Linked DNA regions of Mus musculus: regions 2, 3 and 4 are each linked to region 1. The links are chromatin loops, found by intact Hi-C in ENCODE. Cell type or tissue: left cerebral cortex. All regions are shown on one strand. Region 1 holds the start of Shisa9 (shisa family member 9). Region 2 has its middle 97 kb from the start of Ercc4. Region 3 holds the start of Ercc4 (excision repair cross-complementing rodent repair deficiency, complementation group 4). Region 4 overlaps Shisa9 (shisa family member 9).

Evidence for each region. Hi-C counts contacts between places; a loop is a spot of excess contacts. Peaks named below come from ENCODE experiments on the same cell type or tissue, not always from the same donor. Only the 100,000 strongest peaks of a DNase experiment are listed, where the experiment ranks them.
Region 2: it touches region 1 in a loop (4-fold over the local background); 6 of 42 quality-filtered maps call a loop at or near these places.
Region 3: a loop joins it to region 1, with 6 times the contacts of the local background. A loop is called at or near these places in 4 of 42 quality-filtered maps.
Region 4: it touches region 1 in a loop (4-fold over the local background); 15 of 42 quality-filtered maps call a loop at or near these places.

What each region holds. Positions count from the first base shown.
Region 1 is chr16:11,976,687-11,984,686 of GRCm38, reverse strand. Shisa9 (shisa family member 9) reads right to left here and starts at 574. Exons shown (of 5, transcript NM_028277.2): 1 at 1-574. The coding sequence starts at 106. Gm32278 (predicted gene, 32278) reads left to right here and starts at 942. Exons shown (of 2, transcript NR_155455.1): 1 at 942-1,129; 2 at 5,306-6,022. In left cerebral cortex, CTCF peaks have their summits at 174, 804, 1,352 (motif pointing right) and 3,731; DNase peaks (open chromatin) are centred at 419, 920, 1,338, 3,732 and 1 more place; H3K4me3 peaks cover 1,746 bases; H3K27ac peaks cover 1,652 bases.
Region 2 is chr16:13,008,409-13,016,408 of GRCm38, reverse strand. No RefSeq gene overlaps it. Among named protein-coding and RNA genes, the nearest start is that of Ercc4, 97 kb to the left of the region's middle. In left cerebral cortex, no CTCF peak of the experiment used is centred here; a DNase peak (open chromatin) is centred at 4,219.
Region 3 is chr16:13,106,224-13,114,223 of GRCm38, reverse strand. Ercc4 (excision repair cross-complementing rodent repair deficiency, complementation group 4) reads right to left here and starts at 4,488. Exons shown (of 11, transcript NM_015769.2): 1 at 4,083-4,488; 2 at 2,313-2,493. The coding sequence starts at 4,289. In left cerebral cortex, a CTCF peak has its summit at 4,904; DNase peaks (open chromatin) are centred at 4,382, 4,867, 5,437 and 5,847; H3K4me3 peaks cover 1,866 bases; H3K27ac peaks cover 1,698 bases.
Region 4 is chr16:12,193,357-12,201,356 of GRCm38, reverse strand. All of the region lies in intron 2 of Shisa9 (shisa family member 9), which reads right to left. Among named protein-coding and RNA genes, the nearest start is that of Shisa9, 210 kb to the right of the region's middle. In left cerebral cortex, no CTCF peak of the experiment used is centred here; DNase peaks (open chromatin) are centred at 1,305, 3,553, 3,955 and 4,287; H3K27ac peaks cover 321 bases.

The DNA of each region.
Region 1 (8,000 bases):
CCAGTTGCGCTAGCTGCCCGTGCCCAGATCGCTCCTGCGCCCGGCACATGCGGGCACACAGCTCGGTGAGGAAGCAGCCGAGAAGCAGCCGAAGGACTCGGCGCATCGTGTCTCCCAACCCGGGCTGGAGCGCTCGGCCGCCGCTGGAGCCGCTACCGCCGCCTCTGGACGCGCGGCCGAAGCTGCCGAGGCTGCTGGCGGGGGCTGCGGGCCGCCGCTGGCCGCACATGCAGGGAGGCGGCGCGGGGCGCTCGGTGGTCGGCGGCCACTGCGCTCGGCTCAGACTGCGTTCGCCTCCAGCGCGACGCGCGCCGAGGAAGGGGGCCGGCCGGGGAGGAGCGCGCCGGGGCCGGGCGGGGACGGAGCAGGAGCGGGGGCCAGCGCGGGGTGCAGGTCCTGCTGGCCACCGGGGGAGGCGGGGGTGGAAAACAGGAGAGAGTCGCTGTGTCCGTAACTCCCTTCCACCCGCCACCCGGGACTCGGCTCCCCACGTCCGCTCGCTCGCAGGATGCTCTTCACCTCTCTAGCACGCCAAGTGCGCTGGAGAGAGAGAGAGAAGCGACACTTGTGGAATGAAGGGAGGGCCAGAGGGAAGGGGGAAGGGGAGGAGGGCGGATAGAGGAGGGGTGGTGGTGAGCGCTAGCTCGAAAGGGGCGGGGGCGCGTAAAGAGGTGACTCGGGCGGGCGGGGGCGAATAGGGGGCGTGCAGAGAGAGCTCGGGCAAAAGCAGCAAGCTCCACCGCTGCCAGGCTCGAAAGAACAGCTCTGATTTCTCGGCAGGTGGAAAGAACCACGGCCGGGACCTCTGGCACCCTCTCGGGGAGAAAGGTGCTCCTCACCCCAAGCAAAGACTCAGAGGTGGTTCCGCCCTCGATTTCCCCCCCTAGGGGTGCGTGCGCAGGAGCTGCGATTGCAATCTGTCGATCAGGGAAGGGGTGACTAGGAGAATCGGGACAGATTAGATGGCTTGCTCACTCCAAGACACACTAGAAGCAGTGTAGACAAGATCTCCCTCCTCCTCCCGGGCGTGCAGGAACTGCCTTGCCCTTTCCGGGGATGCGACCTCATGCCTGGCGCGAGCCTGGGATGGTTCGAGTCCCTGAACAGAGAAGAGGCTGGAACTGGGAAGGTGGGTTAGGTGTCAAACCCCTTGGGCTGTGGTAAGCACCCCAGAACAGGGGCTTGGGAACTCATATTAAAAGCTGGGTGGTCTGGCGAGGCGGTCAGCGGACAAAGCGAAGGCAATGGCTCACCCTGGAAGGGCTCTCCTAAGAACTCCCCTAGCCCTTAGGACCTGCCGCTTTCTGTCCCTCTTCGCCCCCGCAGCGAACGCTGAGCTCCACAGGAGGGCACACAGCGGCGCCGCCTCTGCGCTGGCAGTTTTGGCGCAGCGCAAGGCCTGGGCACTCATCCTCAGCCACTCGTTTCTGCAGCCCGCGCGACAGTCTCCAGAGCAGGCTGTCCCCTGTCCCCACGGAGCCCCCCTTCCCCGACATCCTCACCGAGGTTGTTTCCTTGGCTCCCAGCATCTCTTCTCAACCTTTCCAAATTTGTTCTCTCTTCCTTTCTCCTGACTGATTCCTCCCAGCCCTCCATAAGCCCTCGACCATTTCTCCTATTTCTTCCTGCCCTCTACTTGAATTTGATTTCAATAGCCCCTAAATCAGGATTCACATCAAAGCTGCTAAGCTAAATTTATATCCCCACACGCCCTGGCGTTTTGTTTTTTAATTGTATTAACTGAGTATGCTCTTTGCAGTAGGCTGGGTGAATCACAGAGGAAGCAATGTTTTCTGTTCCCTCTCCTCTTGTTTGGTTTCAGCTGCAGGACTCTTGGGGGAAATTTTCAAAGGACCACGAAGTTGGGCCACATGTAAAATGGTCTGCTGGGATCCTCTTAATTGATAATTTATGAGAGGATTTATTAAGACTGTGTGGCAAGTTTTTTCCAAATCAAAGGGTTTGGCTAAACTCCCCCTCCCTTTGATGAAAGAAGATTTACAAATGCAGCCCAGGGCCACCTTGGTAAACCACACCAGGTCTTAGAGCCAAGACTGACTGCAGTAGAATGTACTCCAACCCATCCCCCACTGTGAAAAGGAAAGAGAACTGCCAACCAGCTTCCTCACCATAGGACCCTGCAAATAGGGTGGGAGGCATATTTGTCATACTGGCAACCCACAACTGCTACCACCTTGTCCATCCCATAAACATTGGTGTGGGAGCTGATGGCAGCTGACATTTCTCTGTGAGTTATAGCACAATCCCTAAGCTTGCTTTTATTAAAAATCAATAACTACTGAGTACCAGACAACCTGGGGTCTTGTAGAGGAATCAGTGAGCTCAGGGGCTCCCTTAATTCTCTGCTTCTTGGTTAATATTATCTTCCCAATAGCAATGAGAGAAACTGAGCCTCAAAGCAATGAGAAAGCTACCCAGGGAGTTTGTGGAGTGAAAGCTATTGACATTTTACCCAGGAACTATGCTTCCAGAGTCTGTGACTGGCCACTTCCTGTCCCTTCCTAACAGACATGCACCCCACCTTTGATTACGTGTTTCTATCTTTAATGTCTCCAAGCACTGCCATGTAAATAACATGACTAAAATGGCCTTGATAATCTGTGTTCCCAGGCACACAGACAAAAACGAATTGTGAAGTATGTTAGCTAGGTGTTTAGTTAATTAAGATTTTTAACAAGTTATGAATCATGAAATTACTTGTCATGAAAGCAAGAGGACCTGAGTTTACCCCCTCAAACCTACATGAGGAAGCAGAGTGTGGTGGCACATACTTAGAATCACATAGCTGGGGGAGAGGACACAGGCAGACCCCTGGGACACTTGGGCCAGCTGTCTTAACCTACTGAGGGGGATCTCCTGACAAAGGGATGGGGTGCTGGAGAGATGGCTGAGCAGTTAGGAGCCCTTACTGTACTTACAGAGGACTCAGCACCCAAATCAGCTGATTTACAGTTTCCTACAGCTCCAGTACTGGTACATGGCACTCTCTGGCCTGCACCGGAACCCACATGCACTTGCTTCACATAAATTCACACAAACACATAAAAAGATAAATCTTTTAAAAATTAAGTTCTTGAGGAATGACACTTGAGGTTGTCATTTGGCCTCAGCACACACAGCTACACATGTGTGTGCACACCTGCACCCATGGGAATATGCCTATCCAGAAAGAGAGAGAGAGAGGGAGAGAGACATGAAGGGGTTAGAAAGAGATCTTTAAGAAATTGTTCGATCTGGGACAAAAAAGAGGAAAGGAATGCCCAGAGCACGCAGGGTGCTTTCTAGCATCCCGTCTTCCCTGAGGTTGGGAGATACTTGGGCTTGTGGGAGGGACCTTCCAGCAGGCTTCCTAGGATCCAAGAAGTTGTGAGCTCTAGCTAGCAAGTGGTAAAGCCAAGGCCAGAATAAGCTTTCCAACTACTAATGTAGTTTTCTGCCATTTCCAACCCTGCTTCAACACCTCCTCGGTGCTCACCAGCCAGAGTCAAGGCATCCTTTACAATGAGCGACCTCATAGAAAAAAAGTAGGTTTTACACATACACACACACACACAATTTCAAGATTTGGGGGGTTTAAGAGACTTTGAAACATGATTTTTTTAAATACCCTTACACAAAAGATGAATAGGAAAGTCCACTTCTGGATCTGCCTTTGGTCTCTGCACAAGGCTCTCCGGCTTTAATTAACAGAGACTGCCCCCTGTTTGCGGGAAGAAAACTGCAGGAGCTTTGCTTCAGAAGGAAGCAGACTGAGATCCACCCTGCCTGCTTTTCCTGGAAGAATCCTAAGCCTCCTCCTGTTCCCCAGGAGCTTTCCCCTGATTCAGTTCCCTTACTATCTGCAGTGGCTCTGCCTGTGCCTGCTAGGATTGCTCCAGCCCATGTGCCAAGCCTTTGAGAAATATTTAGGAAAATCATCTTTGTTCTTTTCACTCTTTGGAGGGATAAAAATGCCCATTTTCATATCAAGTTATTGTATAGCCACTACCCCCTGATAGGTTCAGGACACAGGACCAAAAGTATATTTCTTTTAAGGCTTCTTTCTATGTTGGGGGTAGGGGCAGGTTCTAAAGTTGCTCACTGAAACAGCTGGCAAGTCCATAGACGAGGAAAAATCATATTGGATCTCTTCCCCAAACCCCTACAGAAACAAATTCACTTGAACACACCCAGGGAAAATTGTGGCCCTTTATGAAAGCTTTTTTTTCTGTGAAAGAGATGAGGATGCTATAGAATTACAGCTCAGGCCTTTTTTAATATCTAAAGAAGAACCTCCTTTACTCTGGCCTCAATTTTTCAGGCTGCGGTACCTACCACAACAAGCATGCGATCGTACTAGCTAACAATTAAGGAAGGGTCTGGGCTGCCTGGGACTACCTTGAAACCAGTGTTTATAAGCCATGCAACAAATTAAATTATGGGCACAGTGGCCCTTCCCCGAATGAGTTGTTTGTTCATCTTCTTCATCAGATGGCTTTTAAGGTTTCAAAGAGGTTTCCAAGCAACTGTTAGCCTTGAGGGGGGAAAAGGAAGCGATGACACAGAGGCAAATGGTAGCAAGCCTTGCCTGCTCCAGAAACACATATTTGATGGATTTTGTCCTCTGTGTCTGCAGAGATAAAGAAGCTTCAAAGAGCTGAAGTAGGTCAATAGCATGGCTCCCCGCACTGACGATGGGGCCCCTCCACAGGTATCTCACTTATCAATGGTGTCTTACTTGTTTCCATAAGCATCTTTTTAAAAAGCACATCCTCCAGATGAATCCATAGGTAGAAGTGTTAAAGTGTAGTTGGTTCTTTTAAATTCACTAACGTAAAGTCAATTTAAGGAAAATAAACACAGAGTGGTGTTTACAGCAAGGAAAAGAAAGTGTACTGTCCAGCACCGAGACCTGAAGCTGGAGAAGGGTACCTCTATGCCAGGCTTGTCTACACTTAGTGCCACACCTGTGTCCTGAGGGCGCCCGGGGCACTGTGGAACATTTGGCAGTATATTTTACCCTCACCCACCAGACACCATACCACCATGCCTTCACCTCCTTGTAACAACTAAAATTTTCATGGATATTGCCAAATGTCAACTGGGGGTCAAAATTAAAACCAATTAAATACCATGATTGCGGTGTTAGGCTTATGTTTAAATCCCAGCACTTTCTGGCTGGAAGTCTTTCAAAGTTTGAAGTGATTTGTGTGGGGGCCAGTGAGCAAAGGTTTCAGTGTTAGCTCTGGCTGGCTCTAAGCTCTTGCCTTCAAGTTAAGTTTCTCAACCTTTGGTTTTCTCCCAGACAGATAATGATGCCGCTCTGACCCAGGTGTGGTGGTACGTGACTGCAACCCCCCACTCAGCAGGCTGAAGCAGGATCACGAGTGCAGCCTGAACTGTACAGCAAGACCCTACTTTAAAAAAAGAAAACAAACAAACAAACTGTGATATCTCTCTCCAAGAATGTCCAGATCCTAGATCTACACTTTGTATAGCGCTAGGCACTGTGAGTGGAGACTCTCATGTATTTAAAGAGGGCTCTTTACCATGGAGGAGCTGCAAGATATCTCAGCTACATAGAGCTCAAGGAGGCCTTTCCCCTCCAGCAGCACACAGGCTCTAGAGTGGAGGCATGCAATACAGAGCCAGGGCCAGCTTCCTGAGGTGGACCTCTGTGCTCAAAGGGAGCCCACACTTAGCTTGAGGCCCTGCAGATACCTTCTGAAATTTGAAGAGATGGTGGGGGGAGGCAGGGATTCACTGTGTAGTTCAAGTTGGCTTTGGGCTTATGTTCCTCCTGCCTCAACCTCCCAGGGCAGGGATTGCATAGTGCACGTACACACCCAGCTTCGGAGCAATTCTTTGTCAAAATGCCCAACACTTTGCTTGGGGCACAGTAGCATAGCCGAACCCAGGCAGAAATGAGGGTCAGGCTTATATAGGTCCATAGAAAAACAGTATGTGGGAGAGGATTAGCAAGATCCAGAATCTGAATAAAAAATAGACGTGATGAACCCCATTACTTTTTCTGCTAGTTTTTAGAGACTTTTTTTTTTTTTTTATAAAACGGGTATCCCTGGGCTGGTGACATCGGAGTGGCCATCAGTGACTGCATGACAGCATTCTCAGGGGCACAGCAAGACCAGCTGCAGTTAACACAAGCTCAAAGCACAGTGCTGATGTGTGTGTGTGTGGGGGGGGGGTGTCCATGGCTCCCTTAAAAGACGGAGCTAAGTCTGACAGGATGTGCCAGAGAGTAACTGCTTTGGGTTGCTGTACACTGCACTCATGCTGTGGTTCACTGCCTGTGGAAAGTAGCATAAATTAACAAGTATTGTGTTTAACAGAGTTTATATAAATGTATGGTTGTTTTCTAAGTTCTTTTTAATGTCTTTTTGGGCACATCCATAGGTGGGCAAGTGTGAACAGCCATATATATGAGGAGGCCAGAGGGTATCATCTTCAAGTACTGCTCTCTCTCTCTCTCTCTCTCTCTCTCTCTCTCTCTCTCTCTCTCTCTCTGTGTGTGTGTGTGTGTGTGTGTGTCTGTGTGTGTGTGTGTGTGTGTCTGTGTGTGTGTGTCTGTGTGTGTGTGTCTGTGTGTGTGTCTGTGTGTGTGTGTGTCTGTGTGTGTGTGTGTGTGTGTGTGTGTAGAGGTAGATAAGGGGTCTTGGATGCCACAGTGCTTTAACTTCTCCCAGGCCACCAAATTCATCTAATTCTCTGTAAACATTTATCAAGACTTCAGTTCCACGTACCTCCCCTTTCTTTCAATCCTGCCCTCTCCTATCCACTTCCCTCCCTTGCTCTCCTCTTCTCCATCCTCTACTTTCTCCTCCCCACCCCTTCCCTTCCTTCACGCCTTTGCTGAATGCTTACTTAGCACCCAGAGCTGTGCTAGGGATTGGAGATGAACTCGTGGTAAGATACAGCCATATGTGTTCGTCAACCTAAGTCATGTGTCACAGTAGGCACCTCCAAACTCTCGGTGGCTTAACACAACAAATGGTGACTACACCGTCCTAAAGCCACTTCCAGCTACACAGAAGAAGGCAAGAGCATGAAGAGTCAAGCGAGACACTTTGCTTTCCACTCTGGAAGTGGAAGGCATCCTTCTCATCATATTCCATTATCTAAACTCAGTCACGGGACACAAATCTGAGAACAAAGGAGCCTGGGAAATGTAGTATTCTTGTACACCCTGAGAAAGAAAGAGTGCTGAATATATAGTCAGTCCTGGGCCAGAAGAGACAACTGTGCTATATGAAGCAGATGCTGTATGTTAGCTTTCTCATCAGTGAGAGAAGATGCCTCACATTAACAAATTAAGGGCTGGAAAGATGACTCGGTGAGTAAACCCTGTGAGCTAGAGAATCTGAGTTCAGATTCCCACATAGAAACTGGGCATGAAGATGTGTGCCTGCATTTCCAGTGTTGGACAGACAGAGATGGAAAGACTCCTTGGGCTTGCTGCTCAGTCAGCCTAGCACAGTCAGTGAGCTTCAGGGTCTCCAGAACTAAGATGCGGAGTAATTAAGGAGGACACTTAATGTCAACTCCAAGTGCATGTGTGCACAAACACGAATAAACTCAACGAGAAGAGATTTATTTTGCTCACTATTTCAGAAATGTCATGATTATTTGCTCCAGGCCCTTGAGTAGAGCATCACTGTAGCAGGATCATGTGACAGAAGATCTTTCATGAAGCAGAGGATGAGATGGCAACTTTCAAAGTCCTGCCTCCCAGTGGTCCACTTCCTCCAGCTAAATTTCACTTCCTAGAGTTTCTAGAACCACTCCCAACAGTCCTACCAGTTGTAGACAGAATATTCAACTCATGTGGGAGACTCACCATATTCAACCCATAGCTCTGTGGTAGGAGAAACAGGGTATTCTATTAGAAACATGGCAGGGGTACATTTAGTATGACTGGGATGTGGAAAAGCAGAGTAGTGGTGAATACTAGCTCCCTGATAGACATCCAGGTTCTAATCCCT
Region 2 (8,000 bases), 1.0 Mb before region 1:
AAAACAAAACTCTCTACCCATTAAGCAGTGCTGTAAGTTGGATCTGGAGTGTTCCCAGATACCTGTGTTGGAAGGTTTGGTTGTCAGTATGTGGTGCTGTTTGGAGGTTCTACACTAGAGATTCTTAATCTTCCAGACGCTGTTACTCTTTAATACAGTTCTTCCTGTTGGGTGACCCCCAAACACAAAGTTATTATGTTGCTACTTCATAACTGTAATTTTGCTACTATTAAGAATTGTAAAGCAAATATCTGGTATGCAGCATGTCTGATATGCAATCCCTGTGAGAGGGTCAATCAACCCTCAAGGGGGTAGTGAGCCCACAGAGAACCACCTGAGAACTGCTGTTGTAGAGACTTTATGGAGTGGAGCTGACTTAGAATCCGGGCTGCTGGGAGGGTGGGAAGGAATGTTGGAGCCCAATCTCATCTACCCCCTCTCTCTTTGCTGCCTAGCCTACATGTGGTGAACAGACCTTGTGTGCCATACACTCCTGCCAGAACAATATGACCAGGAAGCTTTAAAACTGTGAGTCTAGAACCTTTCCTCCTTATAAGATGTTCATTTCAAAGATTTTTGTTATAGTAATTATAGGTTATTGATCAATAAACACAATTTCTGAACATTAGTCCTGACTGTCAGCCCTAGTCACCCACCATTCACTTCTTTCATTATGATATATTTCATATAATAAAATTGTATTATAAGTGACCTTTTGTGTCTGAACTCTTTCAAAGGATGTTCACACTGAAGCCTGTATCAATGTTCCTGCCACCTCTTACTTTTCCTCCTCTCTGTCCTCTTCCTCTTCTTCCCTCTCCACCTCCTTTCTGTCTTCCTCCTCCTCCCTGTTTTCCCCCTTCTTACCCTCTTCCTCCCTGTCTTCCTCCTTCCTGTCTTCTTCCTCCCTGTCTTCCTCCTCCCTGTCCTCTTCCTCCTCCTCCTTGTCTTCCTCCTTCCTGTTCTCTTCCTCCTCCTCTCTGGCCTCCTCCTCCTCCTTTATGACTGAAAAGTAATCTCACTAACGGACAGATCACATTTTGCTTATCTATTCACCTTTTAATGTTTCTTGAGGGACAGGGGAAATAGTGAAGATGCTAGTCTGTGTTTTCCCAGAAGTAGAACACAGGATGGATTTGAGCTTGATGCTTGAAACACCTTGGAGAACAAAAGGAAAGGAAGGGAAGCAGAGAAGACAGAACTGTGCTCAAAAGCAGCATCAACATCCCGCACAGGTTATCTCTAAGTCCTTCCCATTATGCGGAGGGAATGATGTTACTCATTTCACAGAAGAGGAAACTGAGGTAAGAAACAGATCTGGGATTGGAGCTCAGATCCAGCTCACGCCCGCACACTCTTCATGATCTCAGTGTGAATTCAATTGTCCCCAGACTCAGCTTCATTCAGACCTTCTGAGTGTTTTTCCGAGTGTCTCAGCCCTTTTTCTACAAGAGCCTCTGCTCCCCTTTCACTGCTGTGGTAGATGATGCAAAGGGCTGCCTTGCTCTGTGATTGAGGTTGAAAGCATTTTTTTTTAGGTCCTGGGTGGGGACTTGACTCCCTACCCATGTGCTCGCTCCTCTCTTTGATCCCACCGATCACTTCTGGAACTGTTACGAAAAAAGACACTGAGCACCAAACCAGCATCAGCCCCTCAAGGACAAGCACGAAGGGTTTGAAATGTAAACCTAATTAAATTTTATTAAACCTGAAATTAATTAGCCCTGTCTCTGGGTTAAAGCTCCCACAGAGGCCGCTTAAGCTGGCTGTTTGCGGATGAGGATGAATGGACTTTGGGTGCAGGCTGCTAGGGATCTCTAACGCCTTACTTGAAGCGCGGTCTGGGCATTGGAGGGGATAGGTTGAATCAGCCCTTCTCACCAAGCAGTTCCAAGTAGCCCGGTTCTCAGCACAGTTGAGAGCAAAGGGAAAGCCTCAGTTGCAGCAGTGGGAGGCCACCGATCAGCAAGGCAAGCTCAGGAACTGCATCCTTCCTGAAGCAGGGGCTTTTTCAGCATTTCAGAAAGTGTTGTGTAAACCAAAGTTAGGCTGGGCCCTTGTGGATTTGTTTACTGGTCATTAGCTGCTCCAAGGAGGAGACAGGGAACAATAAGCTGAGGAGTTTCAATTAAAAGTTAGGAATCCCAGCCATTGAATATGAAGAAATAGACAGCAGCAAATATGCTAAGTCTCCAAGGTACACAAAGCAAAGCAAAACAAAAGAAACCTTTAACCCAAATTCTATCTGCATAGCCGGGTCACTTCCTCTGCCTGGTGTTTGTGCAGGTGCACTCCTGCTGCTGAGTCACTCGATTGCGCCCCCTCCCCAAGGAAATCCCCACTTATTTCCCAAATGTCATGCAGATTGAGCCACCTGCTCTGTGTCACTGGTGAAATTTGAGGCCATTGAGCTGCCTGAACCTATTAAGAAGAGTATAAAGAAGGACAAGGACGTGTAATAACTCCACAAGCCCCACAAGTGGACACTCAGAGTCTATTGGCTGGCAATAGCCACATGGCCCACTGCAGAGGAAGCTGGGAAGTATCCAAGAGAATATGGAATCATTGGTGTCGGGAAAGAATATTCTTAGTGTCACACAAAGAAGCACACTAGCAAAGTGAAATTAATCTAGCAAGGCAATTACTTTTTATAGAAGGGTGAGTCATGACCCAAACCAAACCATGAAGCACACATGGTTGTGTATTGCCCAAGCTTTTGTTCCACCGGCAAGAACACGCTCAGGACAACCGGAATCTTCTGCGGCAAAAGCTTTATTGCTTACTTCTTCAGGAGCAAGAGCGAGAATGGCAAAACCCCGTCCCTTCTAAGGAGAATTATCCTCCGCCTAGGACGTGTCGCTCCCTGATTGGCTGCAGCCCATCGGCCGAGTTGTCGTCATGGGGAAGGCAGAGCACATGGAGTGGAGAACTACCCCGGCACATGCGCAGATTATTTGTTTACTACTTAGAACACAGGATGTCAGCGCCATCTTGTAGTGGCGAATGTGAGGGCGGCTCCCCACAGTTGTGTGTTTGAGAAGTTCATATTTTAATGCAAGTGATGACTGTGTCTTGCTCTATTGGTGGGAGCTTGACTCCACTTGCTATCCTCCTTATGGTTCCTGTTCTACTGAGGTATGAGGTAGTAAGATGGGTCACCTTGTGATGTTTTGAATAGGAACATAGGAACATAGGAACGGCTCCCATAGACTCAAGTGTTTGCTTGGTTCATAGAGAATGGCACTATTAGGAGATGTGGCCTTGTTGGAGTAGGCGGGGTTTTATTAAAGGGGGTGGGTTTTGAGGTCTCAGAAGCTCAAACCAGTTCACTTCCTGTTGCCTTTAGGTCAAGACGTAGAGCTCTTAGCCCCTTTCTGCAGCATCATGTCTGCTGGCATACTGCCATGCTTTTCATCATGATGATAAAGTACGAAACCTATGAACTGTAGCATAGCCACAATTGAATGCTTTCCTTTATAAGAATTGCTGAGTTCTGGTGGGCGATTCATGGGTCAAATGATCAACTGACCACAGATCCTTCTAGAAATCTCCAAATACTTTTCAAAATTTTTTACTCTGTACAGGCAAAGAGGCATCTAGGGAGTGGGAAATGCCCCAGCTGGGGTGGCATGGGGTAGGGTAGCTGTCCAGTTGGGGACCAGGACAGGGTCTGTCCAACTGGGGACCAGAAAGAGGGCTCTGTTGAGCTGAGGACTTGGTGAGCGGTATGCTGATGGAGATTCTTTTAAGCCTAAGGACTGACTGACTGTTGGCTGCAGGCAAAAAAATATGTACAAAAAGCAGCTGTGCTAGCCAGCTCCTGACCCTTTTTTCTTTCCCAACACTAAGGTGAGAGGGTGAAGTTTTCCTGTGGCTGTTTCAGACTTCCCTTGAAAGTTTCAAAACTGAGAAAGAGCACCCTACCTCCCGTGTAGAATTATGTGTGCACATTATAAAGCCACAGCTCACAGCCTGTATATACACGAAAAGACTTTGAAACTCCCACTACGCAGAACCAATAATGTCATTGCAACATTCTGATATCCTCAGTATTTCTAAGTACACCTGCATATTTTCCCCCATCTCTCTCCCTTTCTTCCCCCGTCCCCCCCTCTCTCATACACACCCCCGCCCCTTACATGCACTCCTATGGGCCCACACTTAACAGGGTTCTCACATCTGCACACACTCTCACGTGCATACTCACACCCACACACTCAGTACCCACACATGCTGTTATGTAAATGAGATCATATTCTGACTGCTGGCTAACCTGCTTTTTCACTCAACATTCTGCCATGGTCTTCTTTCTGGGTCAACAAATTTAGAAATATCTCATCAATTTTAATGGCTGCTTAAAATTCCACTGTGTGGTTAAAATGTATACTGTTCGAGCAGGCCACTCTTGGTGGACATTTAGGTTGATTCTGATGTTGAGTGTTTCAGTGAAAACCCTGTGCTTACAGTCAGACCCACATGTATAATTTACTGTTCATTTAAGCACACCCTTAAAATACACATATATTGTTTTAAAAGTATTAAACATACTGGTCTTACTTGGAGGTGCGTGTGTGGAATTGAGATGAGAAAACCACTGTGGCAGCTCCTGAGATCCTGAGTGTCCCAGAGACTTCTCAGTATGGAAATGGAACTGGAAAACAGGGTGAAGTCAGGGTTCCCAGGATTTCTGAGGATAAAGATTATGCTAGAAGTTCTGCTATGACCTATTGCACAAGGGTCCTCAAGGGTGGAGTACAGGTACCGGGCAAAAATGAGGACACACAGGCAGCGAAACAAGCAAAACACAAGGCAGAATCAAGCGAAGGCTATGGCCACTCACTGCAATGTTGGCGCACTGGCATAACTCAGTTTAAGCTGAATTCCAGCGTCTCAGGAGCACAGAGGTCTAAAAATTATACTCTTGCAAGGTGCATTGGAGGCACTAAACAAGCATATTTGGTCTGAGGAGTTTGGGAAGAATTCAGGAGGAAGTCAGCTCAGGCAAGCGCTATAGAGCTTTCTGAAGTGGCCTGGCACTGGAATGAGCTGGATAGAGGAGACCATCCCGGGCTGAGAGAACTGGTCTGATGGCCAGGGCAGGGGGCAGGGGATGGTATGAGTCTCACCTCCACAAAGCCTCACATGTAGACAAAAAACAGGCAACTTTAAAATACTGTGCTAAATGTTATGATCATGGGGACCGTTCCCAGCCTGGAGAAGAGCTTGAGGTTGGAGAAAACTTAACAAAGATCTAAGTTTTCCTGAAGAGTTTTTCTAGAGTCTTATCTTAGAGACCAAAAAGATATTTTCCTGTAAGTCAGAGGCAATAGATGGGCATTTGCCTCAGGGTCCAACATCCCTGTCCTGTTATAAAATTAAAGAATCGACAAACACAAACTATAAATAAGTTATAATTATTATGGTTGTCATTCAAGTCAACTTGCCACAAATTAGAATCATGTGAGTAGGGAGCCTGCCCAAACAGGAAGCCTGATTACCTTCATTGTCACGGGGAGAAGCACCCTGAGAGTGGACAGCTTATTCCAGAGTGGCCGTGATAAGGAGAGCTGTTAGAGATCAGGTCCCTAGGCTTTTCCTAACTTGGCCTTTCCCCTGTTGCTGGTGGAACTAATCTCATAATCTTTTCGTTTTTATTTGATCCTCTGAGACTTTTCTGAAGGCATAAATATTATCTCGAAGTGTATCAGATTATTATGTATGTATGTAAACTTTCTTTCATGATACTAGTAGTAACACAGACTATTAAATAATTCTAAAAATAAGCCTCATCTACCTTCCTGAATGTGTTTTCAGGTTATTGTGCTCCTCAAATATTTCTGAGGTATACTGAAAATGGCATTTAAAATATTTAGGCTCTCTACCATTCCTAAAAGTAACCTTTTAAGTTTCCAAGAAGACGATGGGGCCCTGCAATGACGAATCCACCTGAACTGAGGTAACGCCATCCCTGAACAAAACTGCACCATACCTCTTCTGCTGCTATGTTCTGTGCAAACACGGGACACCTTTGGGTTGGCTGCTGTGTTCTACCTGACCAGGATTGCTGTCAAGCTGAAAAATGGCACCCAAAGATCAACTTTGGAATACAAACTGCTCAGGACATTAAAATTTCTGAGCTCATATGAGAATGACTTAATCTTAAGAGTGCCAAATACAACCAAGTGGGACATTGTAGAAAGCTTGGTAGAAATAGCTCCATTATTGTAAATAGTTTTACTGTGTTAGAGTTAAAATCTTTCCTTTTTTTATTTAGACAAAAAAGGGAATATAGGAATAATAGGAAGAAAGGGTAGATTACTGAGTCAACTCTTAAACTATAGAGCTACTACTAGCCAAAAATCTTACATTGGTATAGATCTTTGTATAATGATACAGAATTGGTGTCATGTTTGGTTACATTGATATAGATTTTTTTTTGTATATTGGTAAAAAATTAAGGATATATATATATATATATATATATATATATATATATATATAACCACTGCCCAGCAAGGTTATATTTTGTTATAATATATTGTATATATGTTTCAAATCCTTGTGAGGGATTTTAGCATGTAATTTAAAAAATTCAATGTTAGCCGGGTGTGGTGGCGCACACCTTTAATCCCAGCACTCGGGAGGCAGAGGCAGGCAGATTTCTGAGTTTGAGGCCAACCTGGTCTACAGAGTGAGTTCCAGGACAGCCAGGGCTATACAGAGAAACCTTGCCTTGAAAAACAAAAACAGTAACAACAACAACAAAAATTCAATGTTAAGTTTTAGTCTTTTTGAAAGCTATTATGAACTGCTTAGGGTAGTTAAGAAATGCCGGTTAATAGTTAGATAATCAAACTCAAGGTTTAGATACTAGTCTAGTTTATTACAGAAATATGTTTCCAAAGTTGAACAGATAGTAAATATCTCAAAACAAGCAACATTCACCTATTCAGATATGTGATAGATAGATAGTCTTCAAAACCTCAGAGATCTACAGAATATGCTCTCTGAAGATGTTTTAATAGTAAAAGACTTTTGACAGTGAGACATGTCTGCTCCTGCAGCACCTTCATACTACTTTAAGGAAGATGATGGACACTGAACAACCTCCATTTGGAGGTTTTTTTCAAATTGGCAATGGTAGCCACAGGCCAAAACAAACAAACAAACAAACAAACAAACACCCCTGCCTTCCCTCAACTGCTGACAGTATGTGTCCAAGCAGGACACAAAGAAAGTCAACTGCTAGGAAAAGATAGTCAAGCCCTTCATAGTTCCTGCTACACAGAAAAGTCAGTCAGATATTCTGGGCCACTTGGCTGAGGAGATGGCTCCTCCAGCTTTGCAGACTTGCAACCTTGGGTGACTGAGCAGGCAGCCAGCAGTCTCTGTCATGTCTATAGTTTTAGAAACTGGTTACTCTGCACTTCCTGCTTACTCAGAGAATCTTTATCCTTCTCAGGTCTCTGATGGGGTTGAAGGGTGGATAGTTATAGTCTCATAGTTAAGGTTAAGTTATTTAGAATTTAATAAAATGTTTTAAGGTCTAAGAAGATATTTTTAGGTTGATAAATGCAAGTTTCGATAGAAAGTGATTTAGGTACAGAAATTTGGACTCGCCAAGATAGGATAGACAGTAGTGTGCTTTCTGGAAGGTTGCCAAATACAAAAGAACTGGATATTGTGAATGTAATTTTTACCAGAGAGTATATAATTTATTGATTTTGAGAAAAAATCTTTTATTTACATCAAAAGGAAGAAATGTTACAGGATATTTGATCACACTGTGAACTCCAAGATTATATACTGGAAAAGCTTGTCTCTAGTTGTGGTGGGGCTCAGCTCTAGCACACACCTTTAATCCAAGAGTGTTGCAGGGTATTTAATCACACTGTGAGATTGTGTACTGGAAAAAACTGTTTCTAGTTGTGGTGTGGCTGGCTCAATCCTGGCACCCATCATTAATCCATAGCTTTCTGTTTGTTGTAAACAAGATTGAA
Region 3 (8,000 bases), 1.1 Mb before region 1:
CCCTCCCACCTGGGGTCAAGGCTAGGCCAAGTTCCATTCTCCACCTACAGGAACATTCTTGAGTAAAAAAAAAAAAAAAAAATCTCCGAATGTATTGGAAAATCCCAAGTAGAGTTGAAATTCGTGTCATGCTTGCTAGCCAATAGTTTTAAAGATCAATATGCTTAGCCAATAAGTTTGAACTGTAACCTTGTGGATGTAACCTGTACCCCTAGAAAGTATAAAAACTGCTTGTAATAGCCATTGGGGTCATCTTCTCATCACTCCCCTCAAAGTTGAGGGTTGATCCCGATGCGCCAGAAAATAAACCTCTTGCTTTTGCATCGATCTTGGTGTCTCATTCTGGGACATCTCGAACTAAGTACCACTGACCAAGCGTGGTGTCTTACACCTGATTTTTCTGAAGAAGAAACAGAGAGGGAGTGGATCTGGGGATCCACTAGGAGGAGTGGAAGGAGGAGAAACTGCAGTTGGGATGTATTATATGAGAGAAGGATCTATTTTCAATATAGAAATTGGAAAACTGAGAAAGATGAAGTTCAGGAAAATTAAGGATCTTGTATGAGTGGGTGTTAGCCCCCAAAGTCAGGTCAACTGTCTGTGATGCTCAAGACGCTATCTAAGGCAATGAAAAATGCTAGACAAGACTGAGCAAACCTGATTCAGCCAATCAGGTACATGGAATGGGAAGTGTGTGAATATGTTTCCTTCCATGAGAACACTCACCACTGAGCACTGTACATGCAGCTCACCAGCAGCCATCAAGCAAGCGTTACCGACACATACTGACTATTCATCCTGAGGTGAACAAGTGCTGCTGGTACACAGCTTACGGGTGAGCCAGATGGAAGCAGGCAAGTGTAATGAAGTGTTTTGAGTGTTCTGGGCAGAGAGGCACAGGGGAGTTTAATGGCAGACTGGCAGGGCTCTTATATTAGCTACAGGGCAATCAGAGATTTCTGAAGAGACAAATGATATGAAAATCAATTGCTTCTACACTACTCCTAGCTGAAATTATCTCTCACCTTTCCCCTCTGAAGTATTAAGTAACTATTTAGTTTAATTTAAATGATGGGAAAAGGAAGGAAAGCAAATTTACTTAGAGATTTATGAAGAGTTTGATAAGCACATCAAGTCTGGCTATATCCAAAGGGCAAATGCCTGTCAACTACAATATTCCTGAAAGTCAGACTGGGAAACAAGGAGCCACATCTTATATATAAACACACACTGCATAATGGTGCTTCAACCTGTAAGGTTAAAATACCCATAATACAGTGGGTAGACCTCTGTAAGAGCACGGCCCTTTCTGGGTTTGTACGCCAATACTAATATTGTGGCTAGAGAGAGGGCTCCATGGTTAAAATTATGTATTCTTTCAGAGGACCAAGGCTTGATTCCCAGTACCTACATGGTAGCTTACAACCATCTATAACTCTAGTTCCAGAATCTAACCTCTTTTAACTTCTGCAGGTACCAGACATGTGTGGTGCATAGACATAAACACAGGCAAAAGGTTCCTGAACATAAAAAACAAAAATTAAAAATATCTAGCACAAATATACCACTAGTTATTCAGCATACAACATGCACAATTATGTGCAATGTACATAATACTCAGTAACGTGTTAAATGGCTATATAGTTAATTTACTATACTGTACTTTCCTTCCTTATTTTGGAAGTCTCCCTTCTACTTATAAAAACAAACCAATTGTAAAACAGTACGCCGTGTTAATGGCGACATCAGGCCCAAACAGCTCTGTTTACTATGTTTCTTGGTTATATCAAGAGGTCAATGTCTAATTGAGCTGTAACATTTAGGATTTTTTACATTTATTTTTACCTTAAAAATTATGCATATATGTTTGTGCATGTGTGATGGGGTGGGGGGTGTTGTGCAGGTGGAGTCCAGTGCTCTCAGAGGGCCAAAGAGGGAATCGGATGCCCTGGAGTTGGAATTATGGGCAGTTGTGAGCTACCTTACATGGGTGCTGGGAACTAAGCTTTAGAATTCTGCAAGAGCAGTGCACCTTCTTAATCTCCGATCCACCTCTCCAGGCCACCCATGCGGGATTTTGTCGGTAAGCGCTAAGGCCTTCATACAATAGCTAAATCATAGATTCTCAGTGTTAAGTGACATGTAGCCATACTTATTCATGTCATCAACATTTGCTGAACCTCTCGACTTGTCAGGTAGTGTGTCAACAGCTTAGCTACAATACTGAGTAACAAAAGCAGAACGTTTAGCAGAGGAGACAGACAAAAATAAAAATGTTCACATTGTAGATAAGAAAGATTTCAAATTCTTACCAGTTATTAAATCTGAAGGTATTCTACCTGTCAAGAAATCAACCACGAGTATTCGGCTTGTTGCAAATATAATACCACCCTGCGTGTAGACTTCATAGCGACTGTTACTTGCGATTTCATTTGTCACTCGTCGAGGGAGATGTTCAACTCCTTCTATCTTCAACTGATTGATAAAATATTCCTAAATCAAATTAAACTCATTAGTAAGCTGCTTAGTACAGGGCAGGGAAGTTTTAAAATAGGCTATAGGGATTTAAAATGATGTCTCCATTCTCAGAGCTTATGAACATCACAGCAAACATGCAAACTAAGTTATTCTTTTATACCCATCAGTCAATCAGGTCACTTTAATTAAGGTTTTGTTTTGTAAGGTTAAGTTGTGCTTTGGAGTTTATATTAAGAAATAATTGTGCTCCAGTCATTATTTCCATTTCAACACCAAGCCACAGAACCTTTTAAAACTTTGGGTTAAAAGTTTTCTACTCTTCCGAAGATCCTGAGTTCAAATCCCAGCAACCACATGGTGGCTCACAACCATCCATAATGAGATCTGACTCCCTCTTCTGGAATGTCTGAAGACAGCTACAATGTACTTACATATAATAAATAAATAAATTATTAAAAAAAATCTTTAAAAAAAGTTTTCTACTACCTAGAAACTACTTCCAGCCAAAGTCGGGTTTTGAGACAAGGGATTCCTCTCTGCAGACAACACTTTAGACTGTTAGATCAGTATTGATACTTCCTAGAGAGATGCCAGAATGTCCATAGGTCCAATGGCCCATTAGTCTCTCAGTCTAATGCCACTTTTCTGGGCATCTTACATTGCACAAAGTACCATGCCAAGCACTGTAGATTCCTGGGGAATCCAACAGGGCCTCAGCCTTTAAAGGAGTTGTTAGTGACTCTTCTCAGCTGACATTTTCTTCCTGGCCACTACACCTAGGGGATCATCAGATTCATCATGCTAGGCTATGTCCACATCTCTCAACATCCGCAGCAAGGCATGTCTCATTCCACTGTCCTCAGGATCACCTGTTCTCTGTAACCCAGATTGATCGCTCCCTTAGCTTTAACTTCTGCACCCCCACCCCCATTTCCCTAATCCCTCTTCTTTTGTTAAGTCTCAAGGTCTCCTTTTCTACTAGAAAGTAATAACTCTCAGAGACCCTATCATCCTCGTCATTGTCCTTTTAGGGACCACACTCTGTCCTCCAAACACCCTTATATCCAACTTCAAACTCAAACACTATTCCTACCCAGATTCTGATACCGTCTCTCCTTTGCAGTGCAATTCAATCCACTACTCTACCTCAATGTGTAGCCTACTCGCCCCTCTCCTTTTCAGTGTTAAGGAGTGTGTGGGACCCGTATTCTCAGTGTCCTCAAACTGTGTCTGGGCCCTGTATTCAATGCTCTCCCATGTCAATAGAGGAACCCAAGACTTTCTTGGGATGCATTCTATACTTGGCAGTCATCCCGCAGTGTCAGAGTCCAGGATCTCCTTCCAGGACCCTCACTCAATGCCCTCCCTTGTCGTGGCAGCCACTTCAATTTCCCTGGGGTTCCCTTCCCTCCTTCGCAGCGACTTGGAACTGTGTAGGTGCCCCGCATCTCCCCCCTGGGATCTTAATTCATTCCCTTTCGTGCCCTGTTTAAGATCTGCATGGGCTCGGAGTCCCTGCAACCGTACAGCTCCGCGTTCCTACCGCGCCGATCTCGCATCGGATGTCCCCCAAACCCTTGGGTCTACCCATCCCGCAGTCGCACCTCCTCGGCCGGCTGCGTGTTGAGCACCAGCACCAGGCAGGCCGGGTGGCAGTGAAGCCGCAGGAAATGGTAGAGGAGCCGGTCGGTGCCGAGTCCGCGGGCACACACCACCAGCCCGTCGCTGTCGAGCAGTTCCAGCACCTGCTGCCTCTCGTACTCCAACAGCGGCGCCATACTCCGCCGTTCGCCCGACAGGCCTGGCTCCATGGGCGCCCTTCCGGGACCGCGGCCGCACGCTGACGGAAAGAGCCGAGTCCAGCCGAACGCTGGCCGAACGCAGGGAGAGACGCCAGGGCCGAAGGAGCGCAGAACAGATGTAACTGCAATGGCCGACTGAGAGAGGCCGGATGTAGCCGAAGGGAGCCGAGTTCAAGAGAGCCAACCGATTGTAGCCGAAAAGGAATCGAGGCGGGGACAAGTGTGGCCGGAATGTGCCCGAGCCCAGGGCAGGTCTACCCGAACTCAGCCGAGAGGCGCAGAAAGCGTTAGCGCGCGTGCGCGCGCGTGTGTTTAGGTTCCCCATCCTTTGGCTCTCTAGACCTAGGCATAAACTAACAAAATGCAAACAGAGAAGTCTAATCCGCGTAATCCTCCAATACCGACAGTTCAGAATGTTGCTGTCAGTATTCCAAGTGCATCCAGAATCGACATCGTTTTCCTAGTGTGAGGGTTTTGTCTCTACTTTTGCAAGTATTCCTCCCCCTCCCCGCCTTGAAAATTTTTAATAAGCACAATACCTTATGAGTTTCAGTCTCTTGTTTGCAAAGGTCTTGAACTCAGTAAGTTATTTTACAAAGCCTCCATCAGGTGCCAGTTGCAGCCGCGTTCCTTCCACTAGAGGGACATCTTGGGTCGTGTTTGTAACTACCTAAAAAAACCTCCAGGTAAGCAATCTAGGAGGCATTCTCTCTCAGAATTCTCCATTCCCCTTTATTTTCAGCCCATACGAAATACAAATGAAGGCAAAATAGGATTGTTCCATTACTCAGGAATAACCATGGTTAACAACATACTTTTGCGTGCCCCCTACCCTCTGCCGCTGCTCAGTTTGTGCGGCTGCTTGCCTGCTTAATTATATGAAATAATAAACAACCAAGATTCGAAACCAGATTTTTGGTTTCTCCAGGTGGGACAGGCTATCTCACTTGTTGAAGTAAATTCAAGGCCAGCCTGAGCTAGAGATGGAGACCTCCAGCACAAATATAAAGGGTGTTAGGATGTAACTTAGTGGTAGATCCTGAGTTCCGTCACAAATTTTCCCTAAATCTCTGTCCTTTATGTGGCTGGGTTTTCTGTAATGTGGAGGCATATACTTGTCTAGTTACTGGAGAACGTTTAGTTGGCTCCCACTCCTCCCACCAGCACGCAACATAGCATTTCACTAGCTTAGTTCATACAGAAGTTCACTCAAACCCTCAAGGTACGTTTCTCGAATGGACGATTAGTGGGAGAAAAAGGACACATTTATTTGAGTTTGCTCGACCTTCATTACATTGCCTTCCCGTTTACCAATCTCCCTTCACATCAGCCGCTGCAAGTGGATTTGTTTTCTCTCTCTCCTCTGCTTCTTCCAGCGTTTTCCTTCTGTCTAGTCACAGTTAAAAGAGCATCTAATAATTTCTGCATCTTCCTGAAGTGGACAGAGATGCCTGCAGACGCTTTCCGCGCAGCATGTCTGGGAGCCAGGAGATAATGCCTGCAGTTCAACAAGCCGGTTATATAATCAGGCAAGGCCACAGAGCTGGATGGTATGTTTCTTAGCGTTGGTTCAGGGTACAGTAAGTAGTTACTCAGCACACATTCAGAGGTGGGTGTGTGGGTGTGTGGGTGATTCCTCCCAGGTTGTGGCAGGCAGAATAATGCAACCCAAAGATTGAATTCCCAGAACCTATTATTTTTCATGGCAAAGGAGACTTCACAGATGTCATTGAGCTAAACTCTTGAGATGGAGAAATGATATTGACTTATCCAGGTATGCCCAATATAATCATAAAGATGTGCTTAGGGGCAAAGGAGAGGCAGGGGACTTAGCTTCAAAGGGGACTGTGAAGGAGAAACTAAGGTCAGAATGAGGTAGAAAGTGCCAGGAACAGAGCGTTGAGGAGCTGAGGAACTCCTGCGTTCTCCCTTGGGAAGCCAAGACGTATCCCAGCCACCCCCAACAACCCACTGTTGGGGGACGTTGCATTTTTGTTATTTTAAACCTCTGTGTTTATGGTGCTTTGTTGCAGCAATAATGGGAAAGGGATGTACACGCTTTTCTTATTTTGACCACACTGAACTTTGAAGATGAAGTTCTCCGCTTATCCAAACAAACAAACAAGCAAGCAAATGAATAAAACTGCAGATAGGACCGTTCGAGGGAGAGGTTATTTTAGAAGGTCAAGGTTTATTGAAAATTCAGGCGTATACAGAGTGACAGGGGTGTAGCTCAGCGGAGGAAGCGCTTACTGTGAAAGCCTGGGTACCTGTGTGTGGTCCCTAGAATCCAGGCGAGAGATTGCACTGGAGACTGCAGCTTTGTTCCTGGGAGACAGTGACACTCCCTGGGGCTTGCTGACCGGGCCAGTGAGAGAGCATATCTCGAACACAAGGTAGCTGTCATGATGGCTTAGCTGGTAGAGATGTTTGGCATCTAAGCCTGCTGACCTGAGTTTGATCTCAGGAATTAACATGCTGGAAGGAGAGAATCAACTCCCGAAAGCTGTTCTCTGACTTCCACAGTGTGCTATGGCTCACACCTTTTGTAAATAAATGCATGTAATTGGAAAAAAACAACCAATGTGGACAGTGCCTGAGAACTGACACTCAAAGTGGACCTCTGGTCTCCACATGTATGGGTACACAGTACATATACATGAACATATGGGTAAATGCACGCATGTGCACACAGTAGCCATAGAGACGTGTAAATTCACATGGAGTATTCCCTCTTCCAATGAATGTTAATTGAGCATACAATGTGTCAGGTTCTGTAGTAGTGCTAGGTCTTATCAGGGAGCAAAGCAGGCAAATCCTTGCCCTGTGTTCTTCTAAAGAGCTAGTGTATGAAGAAGTCTGTTGATCCTCTAATTATGTGAACTCTGGTTATTTCTTGAACATTCCTAATTGTCCAATCACGAGAGTACTTGAAAAATTTTCATGCACCCCTAGTAAGCAGACTATCAGAGAGCTATTAAAGTCTGAATATGAATGTGGAAAGGGACCGATATCTAATATATACTGAAGAAAGTGTGGGAAGCCGCCCCCACATTCGCCGTCACAAGATGGCGCTGACATCCTGTGTTCTAAGTTGGTAAACAAATAATCTGCGCATGAGCCAAGGGTATTTACGACTACTTGTACTCTGTTTTTCCCGTGAACGTCAGCTCGGCCATGGGCTGCAGCCAATCAGGGAGTGATGCGTCCGAGGCAATTGTTGTTCTCTTTAAAGAGGAAAGGGGTTTCGTTTTCTCTCTCTCTTGCTTCTTACACTCTGGCCCCATAAGATGTAAGCAATAAAGCTTTGCCGTAGAAGATTCTGGGTGTTGTGTTCTTCCTGGCCGGTCGTGAGAACGCGTCGAATAACAATTGGTGCCGAAAACCCGAGACGAGAAAAAACTCCGGACTGGCGCAGGGAAGATCCCTCATTCCGGAACCAGAACTGCGGATCACGTTTATAAAGGTTCCCGTAACACAGACTGTTGAGAAGGATTCAACTGCCGAATTCAGAACTCATCAGCTGGGGAACGACGGTGATAAAGGTTCCCGTAAAGCAGACTGTTAAGAAGGATTCAACTGTATGAATTCAGAACTTTTCAGCTGGGGAACGAGAGTACCAGTGAGTATGTTTGGCCTTGAATTTTTTCTGGTGTTAGGAGCCCTTTTGTTCTTTTTCACATGTTATCAAGTGATTAAGATAGGGCTGAAAATTCTAGA
Region 4 (8,000 bases), 220 kb before region 1:
GGATATCCTCCCATCTGTTTCTACAAAGAAAAGATCTTTGTGATTCAATTGGCCTATCGTTATAACCCAGGTTAATCTCCTTATTTAAACTGGGTTAGTCTGCAGTCTTCATTTTCTCTGCAACTTTGATTCTTCCTTGCTGTGTAACACAACCTGCTTGTAGTCCCACAGTAATAGTCAGGACAAAGATGACTTTGAGATTACTGTATCTACCAAGACATGCATTCTTTTTTCTCCTGACGAAATCTTAATTAATCCTTCAAACTGGTTTTCCATCCTCCCAAAGACTTCAGAATAAACATAGTGTTCCATGATAGGGCTGAAATTTTTTCTAGGCCTTTGCACTTTTTTGACTGGAGTAACCCAGTAGTTGAAAATGGTTGACGTCCAATATTTTCAGTGACAAGGTACACTGAAAGTACACTTCTAGTTCTAGCATCTGCTGGCCTCCTGAAATCTGGTACTCTAGCATGTCCTGTCACACAGGGACTAGTATAAATCTGACCCTGTATTGGCTCCATTTATCCACAGGTGGACTCTGCCCTTGGTAGTCCATCGGACCTATTAGTCAGACACAACAGTGAATGGAACAAAAAGCAGAGAAAGCCACCAAGATTAGAGATGTACATGTATGGGCAGGCCCTCTCAGCTCACACAGAGGACAGTAGATTTATTGGCAGGGGACAGAAGGTGAGTCTGGAATAAAAAGCTCAGGCAGAATTTGTTTCCAGTGAGTGGGGTATTTCTTCTGGAAAGCTGTGGGTATTTTCAGGCTTCTATTGTTGAAGCTAGCATGATGATATGCATGAAATCATAGTCCTGTTTTGTTTTCTTCCTAATCTTTCTTCTTTTACTGTTTAGTCTAGGGAGTCACACTGATCCAGAAAACAACATCCACAGAACTGATAACTATTTCTGTGCATTTATTCATTCAAAACCCAATTGAACTCTACTATGTTCCAGAAGCCACCAGGAAACAATGATTTTAAAACAGGTCCTATATGTTTATTTGCTAAAGAAGATTGTCATGTGGAGACCTACTAAGTGCCAGCTTAGTCACACCCTTCTCTTGTCATATCGGATGGGCTTCAAGTGGTATGTGCTGGTATGCAGGATCTGTTTTTCTGAATGAGAGAAATGCTTCTGGTGAGTTTATAAGCATCTAAAATGCATTTGGTTCAACTGTTTGTAAAGGTTTAATTATGCAGCCATGTAAATTTGGAGATGTGCTTTATATAAAAACAGTAGCAACAGTTACTAATTGAGGGGATTTGAGGTGATATGTCTGGGTGGGTGAGATATATAAAGATGCCAGCAAAACAAGTAGGCTACAGAGGCAGAAGCTTTATGGTCATGTGACCACAAGAAGCAGGCAAGCTTGCTGTTGTGCCACCAAAGGGAGAGAGGATGAGATTCACTGAAAGGGGAAGGGAGTGCATCCCATTTCAGACTGGCTCTTTTATAGGGCTTCCTCTTCATGTTAACAATAATATAAAAAATAAAATATGCATGCAAGTCAAGTAAGTAATAATCAGAAATAAAGCAACCCAAGTATGCTAGCTCTCCCTTAGGGAAAAATGTGAGTCAGAGTTTGAGAGACTATTTCAGATTGAGGACGTGGTAAAATGAAAAGGGATCATTTGGGGATATAATGAAGGCAGGTTGAGACTAGAGTCCAGTGACAACTTATATTACTTACCTACCTGGGCAGTCTCATCCATGATCATGAGTGCACCTGACTTGTCAGCCTGTCTGTCACTATCAGGGACTGGGAGGAGATCCCAGGACATAGCTCTTCCCAAAATGAATCCTGTCATTATTAAAATTCGTATTCTGGGATTTAGGATTGGGGTAGGATGGAAATATGCATCTCTGACAAGTCTCCACCCATGATGAAGATGGTCCACAGACTGCAGTTGGGTAGCAAAGCTTGGTGTAGCCTGATGTCACCCAGGTTGCTGGGAGTCCTGTTCCTTAGCACTTCCTCCTTTTGGCAGCTTCCAAGGAAACCAAGTTAGCTGAATGTTGGAAGATGGGCTTAGGAGAAGGGGACCACTGTATAAGAGAGAACACTGTGGGGGTGGGGGGCAATACAGAGCATGGTGAGCTAAGACAGCAATAAGAGTATTTGCCTACCATGCATGATCTTTGGTACTGAGACCATATTTTTTTTTAAATGCACCCTAACTCTGGGGTGGAATATCATGAAAGGTGATGCCTGAGCCCAGCATTACAAGGTGAGCAGAAGCTGGTTCAATTGACAAGGGTGAAGACAACAGGAGAGCATAAGGAAAGACATAACACAGACAGATGCAGCTATCTGGGACCTGCTTAAAAGTCAAAAAGACGGGTAAAGAGTAGCACGTGGCCCTCAAACGAAAGCTATGAGAACAGGCTTTCATAGAAGTCAACTGTGGCCAGAGTGGAAGAACTGACATCAACAAACAAGCTTGGCCTCCAAAAGAGAGCAAAGATAATGACTCTCTAGCACTTTCTATGCACTACACTGAGCCCACTCATGGACATCTCTTTAAAACTTTGCAGCAATGCCCACTTTAAAAGAGATAAAGGTTCAGAGAAGTAAAGTCACTCAAGGAGCTAATGGATGAGGGAGCTGTTAAGTAATCTCAGATACACAGACTCCATGAGCTTAAATCAACCCTATAGCACTCCCTACCTGCTAATACAGGAGAACCTCTATCCCTGCTGCTGGGTGGGTTCTGAAATACCAGGAATTCGGTGGCTAACACTGTGGGTCCTGGCGGTTGGGTAGGTGGATGCTGTAGAATGTAGCATTGATGTGTTTGCAGGAGGATGTGAGCTATGGCCACATGAAGCCACTGCATCTGCTCTTACAGCTGCGAGTTTGTAGTAGATGTCAGCAATAAAGCCCCAGCACAGAACTGCATGTAATGATGTAGTATCTCTCATAGTCTCTCTCTCTCTCTCTCTCTCTCTCTCTCTCTCTCTCTCAGACACACACACACACACACACATACTCTCTCTCTCTCTCTCTCTCTCTCTCTCTCTCTCTCTCTCTCTCTCTCTCTCTCTCTCCCTAAGCGCTATCCTCAGCTGCCCTTCAGCCTCAGGCTCAGAACTGTAGCATACACAGAGATGCGAGTTCTCCTTTCCCCCAAACATTTGTCTCCTGTCCAGAAAACATGCAAGCTGGTGGGACACCACAGCTGCAATCTCAGAACTTTGGAGGCTGGGGCAAGGGCGTCATAAGTTCAAGGCCAGCGCGGGCTACATATGGAGATCTTGTCAATAAATAAATAAATAAATAAATAAATAAATAAGGTGTGAAGAGGCAAGGGCCAGGCCTAGATAATTTTTCACATACCAGTCTGCTCTTCAGTATTTACTAAGCAGGGTTCAATGTACAAGGAGCCTCAGAACTCCAGCTAAAAGCACACCTCCCCCATCCCCCACATTCCACCTCTTAAGCACAGCAGTAACTTTCCCTCTCCACCTCTTCTAGGACGCCTGCACCTGCTGCTCTGATGGAAGGGGTGGGGAGAAAAGGGTGTCGCACTTCCATAAGCCAGTCAGTCACCATCACTGGAGTAAGCGGGCACTGACGTCAGGAGTCAGAGCTGCTGGAGTTACATAATGCCAGAAGCTGCTTGAACGGGGACTAAGGACATATTTAAAACCTTGGGGAGCTAAAAATAGGCAAAAAAAATTTGTTTCCTCATAAACTTTTTAAGCTTTAGAATACACACACACACACAATGTGTGTGTGTGTGTGTGTGTGTGTGTGTGTGTGTGTGTGTGTGTGTGTGTGTTTTCCTGGACTTTGATTGTATGTGGCCTCAGGCAAATTTCACTGTTGAATTAGGATCTCAAGAAAATGAATATGATATCTGTGAGGGGCGGGGAGAGGGAATTATGTGTGTGTGAATGAGAATGTGGTGTGTAGGTGGGTGAATGAGGACATGTGCGTGTATAGGGAGTGTGTGTGTAAATATAGATACAGATAACAGACAGACAAAAATATAGAATAAAGGTGATCTGAGGTTTGCTGTAGTGATTTGGTATTGGCATGAGCATGAATTTGACTTTGAAGGATATGTGAATACCAGGTGTATCTATTTTGTGGGTGAGAAAGCTTTGTCACAGGTGTGTTATATATACTTGTGGCTAAAACACATGCGTTTCTTTGTGTTGGGGTAGGGGTAATGCTATGGGGGATGATGATGTAGCATTAAGGTGTTTGTAGGCATGTGCAAAGGCCATGTGAACATAGAGCACATCCTCTTGTAGATGTGAGTGTGAAGTGTATTTTAGTGAGTGTGAAGATTATGTGCTTGAATGGAGCTGAGTATGTGAGTATGTAAGTGTTTGTAATGTGCTACAGTGTGGGCAGAATAGCTAGGAGAGGAAGATGTGCGGTGTAAGTTGGAAGGATTACAAAGATGCGCGTGTGTGCATCACACACACACTCACATACACACAATGTCTGATATCAAGAAAAATGAACAGAGTTGTTAATGTCCTTTCCTGATGCTTAAAACATTCTAGACTGCCAGGTATGGTGGCACACGCCTTTGATCCCAGCACTCGGGAGGCAGAGGCAAGCGGGTTTCTGAGTTCGAGGCCAGCCTGGTCTACAAAGTGAGTTCCAGGACAGCCAGGGCTATACAGAGAAACCCTGTCTCAAAAACCAAAAACCAAAACCAAAACAAAAAAACCAACCAAACAAACAAAAAACACCATTCTAGACCTTCCTTGAAGCCCTCAAGTTATTTATGGAAAAGTATCTGAAGGTATTCAACAGGATATTAAACCATTATTCTCATCTGTTTTCATGGGACCCCAGCTTCTAATTACTCCTTTGGTCAGACACAAAGTACTTAGGTCAAGTAGCATTTCTTGGCACTTATGAGCCTCTCTTGTGTTCTGGTCTAGAGGCAGAATTATCAGAAGTAAAACCAAACCAAAGCAAAGCAGGAACTTACCTCGAGAGGAAATCTTAAAGCTTAAGGCTCAACTTATTCTCTCCCATAATGGTTAATAAAATTCAGGGTGACTCTAGTCAAAGAAGCAGGTAGGCTGATAGGCTGCTCTCTCTCTCTCTCTCTCTCTCTCTCACCATATGTAATGCTCCAGTCTTAAGGACACCCCAGCTCTGTAGAATAGCACCTGCTGCAGCCTCCCCCCACATCAGTCACCTCTATAGTAGATCACATAGATCCAAACTTCCTTCTCCCCAATCATTACTCTATTCCAGCTCCTAACTCCAGCTGGCATGCCCCAGAGACTAGTAGGCCACTCCAGCCAGAGAAGCACTGCAGACCCTCTCCTCTCACTCAGTTCCAATCCCCTGGTCTCACTGTAGAAGACCATCTGCTTCAGCCTCCCCCTGCCCCCACTTGGCTGATTATATACATCTTCCCCTACCTCCCCTCCATTCTGTTATTCTAGGCCCCTCCCCCCGACTCCACCAGGCTTTGTCTGGGAACCCTCAAACAAGCCTAACAAGTAGGCCAGTGAAGCAGATAGGCAAGCCAATGCTCATTCTCCCCCATCTCCTCTGTGTCCAACCCCTACTCCTCCCCAGCTCTGTAACAGACTAGCTGTTGTAGCCTCTCTCCACTCTCTGCTCCCACTCCCAGGGGACTAAGCAAATCCTGTGGGACACACCACTTTCCCCCTCCTATGGACCCCCTCAGCCCTGTCTCCTAGCCAATCTCAATTTCTAAGTGTCAGCTCCCAAAACCTAAGAAGTCATTTTCCTAGAAACTATAGTGTCCACAGTTATCAGGATTCTAGAAAAGTTTCCTACCAGCCAACACACTCTCCTAGGAGGTGGGAGAGCAACAGAAACCAAGGAACAAAACATCTACCCAACAAAGAAAAGATAAGATTTTATCACCTAGAAGTACAATCTTCCCAGACATCAGCATAAAAACACAATGGATGACAAGCAGGACAATATCTTCCCACTAGAGCTCAGCAACTCTACCACAACAGGCCTGGAATACCAAAACATAGCTGAGGCACAAGACAATGACCTTAAAATAGCCTTTATGAGTATAATAGAGGTCCTTAAATAGGAAGTTTATAAGTCCCTTAAAGAAATCTGTGAAAACAAACAATAGAAGGAAATGTCCAAGACCTGAACATTGAAATAGAATCAATAAAGAAAATGCAAACGGAGTGCAATGTGAAAATGAAAACTGTAGGGATGTAAGTAGGAACTTCAGAAGCCTGGCCAACAAAACAAAGGAGGTAAAAGAGAGAACCTAAGGCACTGAAGACACAATAGAGAAACGGAGACCTAGATCAAAAAAAGTTAAATCTAGAAACTCCTGGCATAAAACATCCAGGAAATCTGGGACACTATGAAAAGATAAAAATCAAAGAATAATAGGAATAGAGTGAGAAGAAGAAACAGGTCAAAGGCACAGAATATATTTTCAATAAAACCATAGAAGAAAATTTCCCTAACCTAATGAAGGAGATGACTATAAAGATATAGGAAACACATACATCACCAAATAGACTAGACCAGAAAAAAAAAAAAAGAAATTCCCTTTGCCACATAATAATCTAAACATTAAATGTACAGAACAAAGAACAAATATAAAAGCTGCAAGGCAAAATGACCAAGTAACATATAAAGGCAGGCATTTTAGAATTTCCTTCTCAATGGAAACTCTAAAAGCCAGAAGGGCCTGGACAGATGTGCTGCAGATTCTAAGATATCATAGTTGCCAGCCTAGACTATCATACCCAGCAAAACTTTCAATCACAATAGATGGAAAAAATAAGACATTCCGTGATAAAACCAAATTTAAGCAATATCTATTAATGAATCTATTCTGTAGCAAGAACTAGAAGGAAAGCTCCAATCTAAAAAAGTTAACCATACTCAAGAAAAGACAGGAAATAAACAATCCCAGACAAGCAAGTGAAGACTAAAAACACACACACACACAAACACACACATCATAACCACCACCTCCTCCACTTCCACCTCTACCACCACCACCACCACCACCACCACCACCACCACCACTACCACCACCACCACCACCTCCACCATCACCACCACCACAACAAAATAGCAGGAATCAACAAACACTGCTCATTAATATCTTTCAACATAAATAGTCACAATCCGCAATAAAAGGACACAGACTAAAAGATCAAACGAAGAAACAATCAAAACAAACAAACAAAAACAGGATCCATCTTTCTGCTGGATCCAAGAAGTACATTTTAATATCAAGGATAGACATCACCTCAGGGTAAAAATGTGGAAAAAAAGATATTCCAAGCAAATGAACCTAAGAAGCAAGCTGGTGTAGTCATTCTAGTATCTGACAAAGTAGACTTCAACGCAAAATTGATCAGAAGAGATAGAAAAGGACACTATGTACTCATCAAGGAAAAAAAAATCAACCAAGAGGCCATTTTAATTTTTAACATCTATCTCCCAAACACAAGGGCACCCAAGTTCATAAAAGAAACACTACTATAAGCTTAAATCACATTGACTCTCACATCCTGATAGTGAGAGACTTCAATTCCACACAATTGCCAATAGACATTATCCAGACAAAAACTAAACTGAATCCAGAGAAATGCTGTAGTAACAGATTTTGTAAACCAAATGGACCTAACATAATTACAGAACATTTCACCTCAGCAGAAAAAAATATATATCTTCTTGTAAGCACCTCATGAAACTTTTTCCAAAGATCAAGCCTCAACAGATAAATAAAAAAAAAAAAAATTGAAGTAACACCATGCATCCTATCTAACCACAATGGACTAAAACTGAATATCAACAACAGTAGATACAACAGAAAAGCTTACAAACTCATGGAAACTGAAATCAACAATGTAAAAGTACCACATAAACAAAGTGAAAAACAAAAATACCACATGATCATCTCACTAGAGATGATCAAGAAAAGAAAAGGCCTTTGTCAAAATCCAATACCCCTTCATATTAAAAGTCCAGGAGGGATTAGGGGTACAGGGAA